2 separate regions of the Homo sapiens genome follow, and region 2 is linked to region 1. Evidence: chromatin loops called from intact Hi-C (ENCODE). Cell type or tissue: body of pancreas. All regions are shown on one strand. Each heading gives the region's core, and the rest is flanking DNA. Links, peaks and the distances in the headings are about the cores only.

The links. A loop is a pair of places that touch in the nucleus more often than their neighbours do. Peaks named below come from ENCODE experiments on the same cell type or tissue, not always from the same donor. Only the 100,000 strongest peaks of a DNase experiment are listed, where the experiment ranks them.
Region 2: it touches region 1 in a loop (2.3-fold over the local background); 14 of 110 quality-filtered maps call a loop at or near these places.

The regions. Positions count from the first base shown.
Region 1 is chr13:51,603,952-51,606,773 of GRCh38, reverse strand. The region is part of intron 1 of WDFY2 (WD repeat and FYVE domain containing 2); the gene reads right to left. Among named protein-coding and RNA genes, the nearest start is that of WDFY2, 21 kb to the right of the region's middle. In body of pancreas, for the core only: no CTCF peak of the experiment used is centred there; no DNase peak of the experiment used is centred there.
Region 2 is chr13:51,723,552-51,726,373 of GRCh38, reverse strand. The region is part of intron 5 of WDFY2 (WD repeat and FYVE domain containing 2); the gene reads right to left. The region is part of intron 1 of LOC124903177 (a long non-coding RNA gene); the gene reads left to right. Among named protein-coding and RNA genes, the nearest start is that of DHRS12, 79 kb to the left of the region's middle. In body of pancreas, for the core only: no CTCF peak of the experiment used is centred there; no DNase peak of the experiment used is centred there; H3K27ac peaks cover 1,022 bases.

The DNA.
Region 1 (2,822 bases), core at 225-2,724:
TTTACTATATAAAATAAATATTTATATTATAAAGCAGAAAATACAGTGACATACTGTGCATTCCAGGACTTATTACATTTGCAATTTTTTAACTAATACAATTCTAAATACAATAATATTTACTTATTACAATATTGCATGTATAGGCATGTTGTGACATTGCTGTTCATATTCCATTGATATGAACAAAATATATTTGTTAATAAAAGGTCAAATGCCAGTTTCATTGTGAAAGGTAAATTTTCCACACTGTTGCTTTTAAAATCCAAGTTCTGGATTATTATAATAGCTCCCATTTACAATATTTGTTTCCCAAATACCTAGTTATAAAAGCATCTAACCTGGATATATCACTTTAGATAAAAAAAGCAATAGAAATAACAGCATAGGTAATTTCTTCTCCAAATATACAAAGAGTTAGATAAATTCTTGGATTAATCTAATGCACAGTTACTGAGGTGCTTACAACATGCCTGATGCTGTACTTGAGACCAGGTACACAAAATCCTCAACAAAAATCAAATCGAAATTTTTGAATTAGAGATACCAACTGAATTAAAGCATTTCTGTAATATCTAAAAATCCTATCATGTGCTAGGAGCTTTACATATAACTTGTCCTTTAATCCTCACAACACCATGACACATTTCTAAAATGACTTAATTTCTCTGAGAGAAGTCCCACAGCTAGTCAGTGGAGGAGCTGGGATATAGTCCAAGTAGATGTTACTGGCTTTCTTCACCATCCAACACTGCCTTTTGCCATCTCTGCATTGTGCTTTTTTATTTAAAGTGAGTAGAGACTAACTGCGATTGATGTTAGAATGAAAGAGAAGGAAAATCTCATACAGTGACAATGAAAGACGAATTGTCCTGGAAGCAACTCATCATAATAAAATGCTGGCAAAGTCCTCTTCCCATTTCCTATAAGGCATGTGACCATTCGTCCCCAAGGAGAACATTTACAATGGCTCTTGAATCTTAATATGCTCTCTCAGATGCACCAAATACCCTTTGCATTCTCCTTCATCACGCAGTGTGGATATATCATCAATGAATTCAAAATTCTAAACTTTACTTAAACTTATTTCTCTACAAAGCTCTGGGTAATAAGTTTCACGGGTAATAATTATGTAATGTGAAACTTTCCATTTCTACCAAAATTATTTCTTTCACATTCTAAATTTCTGACAGGGTATTTTCATAATATATATTTGGTGAAAATTCTTCATATTTATACAACCCATGTCTACCATGATACTCTATTGAACTTTCACCTTTCAAGGATGGATTCTAATAACAAACACTAACATCTATTGAGTATTTACCACTTATCAGGCCCCTTACTACAACTTCATATGAATTATATCCCTTAATCCTCACAAACTTTGAGATAAATTCTATTTCTATCCTCATTTTGTACCTAAGAAAACAATGGTCCAGGTAATGGGGTGTTGCGTGCTAACTGCTGCATATCTAGTTACAGCTAGAAAGTGGTGACACTGAACCCAGGTCTGACTCCATTGCCCGCTCCTGATCCAATGTGCTGTCCATATGTGGACAATGATCAACTTAGAGATCCAGAATCCACTCATCTTTTGAAACACAGTGAGCACCCATCTCTTTCCAAGGCCTTCCCTGATGGCCATTCCTCAGTGCCAGCTTCCGCGGCATTCTCTTTGATTGCTGTCTCACCCTCCTCTCTTTTCATTCTACCTATTTTCCTGCAATATTGCATCCATCCCCAAGGCTTCAATAATCCCCACTTATCATCTAGGAAACTGAGCCTTAAGTACCTTGTCTGAGAGCATACAGCTAAGTAAAGGTAAAGCAGGAACCATCTGACCCAATCCTTGCTCTTAATCCCTGAACTATGCTACCTCTCAGTAACTCTGAAATCCTTCTCAATGTGCCCTCCTGACAATCCTTCAGTTCAGGCACCACCATCATTTAGTTTAACCTTTAACTAGACCTCCCACTTTATGTCCCCTGACACTCTATCCACAATGTCCAATGGAACTTCCTGTGATGATGAAAATGTTCTACAATCTGCACTGTTCAGTATGGTAGCCATTAGCCACATGTGGTTTCTGAGCACCTAAAATGCGGCTAGTGCCACTGAAGGATTTTTTATTTAATTTTAATTAATTTAAATTTAAACTCAAATAGCCACATGTAGCAAGTGGCTACCATACGGGACAGCATTGTCCTACATAGTCCTCAAGTCTCTCTGTCCCAAACCTTGACATTCATAATGTCTAGTGACCTTCTGAACTTGGCTTCCAGGAGTTACTCTGTAGGCTCATAATAAACTGCCCTTTCCTTAGGTTTTTGGGGACATTCCTGTTTCTTGACTAAAAAATCAAGACATAGTCTGATTCCCATGAAAATGGCCTCTTCTCTGAGTTTCTGTTTGGCAGAAGCAGAATCATAGATGTTTCTCTCAACTCATTCAGAGGCTAATCTGAAGCAGAGATTTCTGAGGCGGCAAGATGAGGGAGGTCACTGAGATAGAAATGTCTTTTCTAGTTGGAAACCTTGTCGATAAATATTACAAATTGGCATGTATTATTTTCTAAAGAAATTATCCTTTACAGCACAAAAGACTGGCTCCAGCGTGCATTAATACTATGCTTGGTCCTGTAGAGTTTAAAAAAAATGTTTTTGCATTAACTTTAAACATGTAAATATTTCACACAAAAATTGATTTCTAGCACTTCTGGAAAAATCCAGTGATCTGGAGACACTGGGTCCGCATTCCTACATGGCAAACATCAGCTAATGCCAAGAAGCTGCTGCCCTCTTTCACTAGGCAAACACTCC
Region 2 (2,822 bases), core at 78-2,577, 120 kb before region 1:
TGAAAATAACCCAAACGTCTATCAATAAGGGACTTACTGAATTAACTATGCTACATCCACACAATAGAATATTATGCAGCTGGGGTAAAAATGGAGATCTTTATACACAGACACCAGGATATATTATCAAGTGTGTGTGGAGGGGGCAGCCAACGCATATGAGAGTTTATAAGCTATACTACCTTTGTGTAAGAAACAGAGAGAAATACAAATGTGTATGTATGTGTGTGCATGTGCATGTATGCACTCATATTTAGAAAGGGAAGCACTAGAGGGATTAAGATCTAACAAAAGTGGCAAGGTCAGGGGACAGTGATGGCAGTGAGACTTCTCCCTTGTCATAGTTCCTATTTTAGAATTTTGTAAAATCTTTACATATTAAAAGGTACAAAAATTTGTGGCCAGGCACAGTGGCTCATGCCTGTAATCCCAGCACTTTGGGAGGCCAAGGAGGGAGGATCACTTGAGCCTGGGCAACAAAGTGAGACCTCATCTCTACAAAAACTAAAATAATTAGTTGAGCATGGTGGCACATGCCTGTGGTTCCAGCTACATGGGAGGCTGACACAGGAGGATTGCTTGAGTCCAGGAAATTGAAGCTGCAGTGAGCCATGTTCAAGCCGCTGCACTCCAGCCTGGGTGACACAGTGAGACCCTGTCTTAAAAAAAAAAAAAAAATTGTGTATATATAGATATATACACACACACACACATATGTATATACATACACATATATATCTCAAAAAATCCCCCAAATTGAAAACAAAGTAAAATGAATGAACCTATCAAATTGGTGACATAATCACATAATTAGAACAATTTCGAGTGCCTTTAAAACACAACATTTTCAATGTTTCAATGTCTCACTTTGTTGCCCAGGCTGGTCTCAAACTCCTAGGCTCAAGTGATCCTTCCACCTTGGCCTCCCAAAATGCTGGGATTACAGGTGTGAGCCACCATGCCTGAGCAAAAATTTTATGTATTTTTAATATGTAAAAATATTACAGGATTCCAAATGGGAACTATGACAAGGGGGAAGTCTCGCCCCCATCACTGGTAGAATATATTCTAAGGACAAAGAGAGTTGCAAAGAAATCTAAAATCTCATTCAGTAGTCTTATTGTTATTTAGTATTGCTCATTATTTTGGAACCATTTAAATAAACCGTAGGATAAACCAAATGAGGAACTATGCCAATGTTTTAACAACCAAGATTTTCAGCCGAAGATAAAAGAATCAAGTGCAAAAACCAAAAAGTAAAAATCCCATAATGTTAAATTTGAATAAGAAATATTATATGAACTTATGATTTATTCTCTTTTAAAAAATACACACACATTTATATATACTTCTTAGCTATCTCTGAATATTGTTCCTCACTAAAAAAATGGCTGATTCCAGGATTGGGACAGGAAAAGTACAAGATGAACTTGAGACATGTTGAGTCAGAAGGCAAGGAAGCTACTGAAGGCTAAGTGGGCTTATTTCAGACACAGTGATAAGGGATGAACTGGTAGAGCACAGAGGCTATTTAGAGCAGTGAAACTATTCCATATGATGCTACAATGGCAGATACATGTCTTTATATACTTGTCCAAATCCATAGAATGTACAACACCAAGAGTGAACCCTAAACTATGGACTTCAGGTGATAGTGACGTGCCAATGTAGGTTCACTGATTGTTAACAAGCATACCACTCTGGCGGGGGATGCTGGTAATGGGGAGGCCATGCATGTGGAGGTCATGAGGTGCACAGGCAATCTCTATACTTTCTGCTCAATTTTGCTGTGCACCTAAAATTGCTCTAAAAAATAATCTTTAAAAAATAAAAATTGGGCTGGGTGCGATGGCTCACGCCTGTAATCCCAGCACTCTGGGAGGCCGAGGCGGTCGGATCACGAGGTCAGGAGTTCGAGACCAGCCTGGCCAACATAGTGAAACCCTGTCTCTACTAAAAATACAAAAAATTAGCTGGGCGCGGTGGTCAGTGCCTGTAATTTCAGCTACCCGGGAGGCTGAGGCAGGAGAATCGCTTGAATCCAGGAGGCAGAGGTTGCAGTGAGCTGAGATAGTGCCATTGCACTCCAGCCTGGATGGCAAGAGTGAAACGCCATCTCAAAAAAAAAAAAAAAAAAAAAAAGTTAAAAAAGACATTGGAGCCCATTTAATGGAGCTATTACTGGCCAAAAATAGGATAATTTGAACATAAAATAAAAAGATGGCAGTTTATTGATATATACTGAACATATTATTATTTAAAAACAACCAACCAACCTAAGATTTCATAATAGTGCTCAAAAAGAAAAAAAAAAGATTCCTATTAAAGGTGAGCAGGGCACCAAATCTGTACTCTGAAAATTAGGAACTAAAAAGACAGATATAAGAATTTATCTTGCTTTTCCTATAATAATTGTATTTCAGGGTAACCAAATAGCCCTAGCTAATGAGGCAGGGGAAGTTATCCTTTAGGATTCCAACAAATACATGGGAAAAATATGATAGGATTAGAAAATCACCATTTAGCAACCTTAACGAAAAAGTGTTCAGGCAAAGCTCAGCAACGGATGAAACTATTAAAAGGCTGGTATGGAGGACGGCGCTGCAGGGATCTGGCTGTCACCACCCGAACTGCCAATCAATCTCAGCATAACTGAAAGGGCGACAATCCAATGCCATGTGCCTTATAATGGGAAGCTCTATGAAGCACACTTGGTGAGAACCAAATGCTCTCACTAAAAGGCTGAATCTGAATGAAATCAAGATTATAGGGGCAGTTTTTCAGTTTACTGAAAATATGTGAGGAGAGTAGGTAAAGGAGCA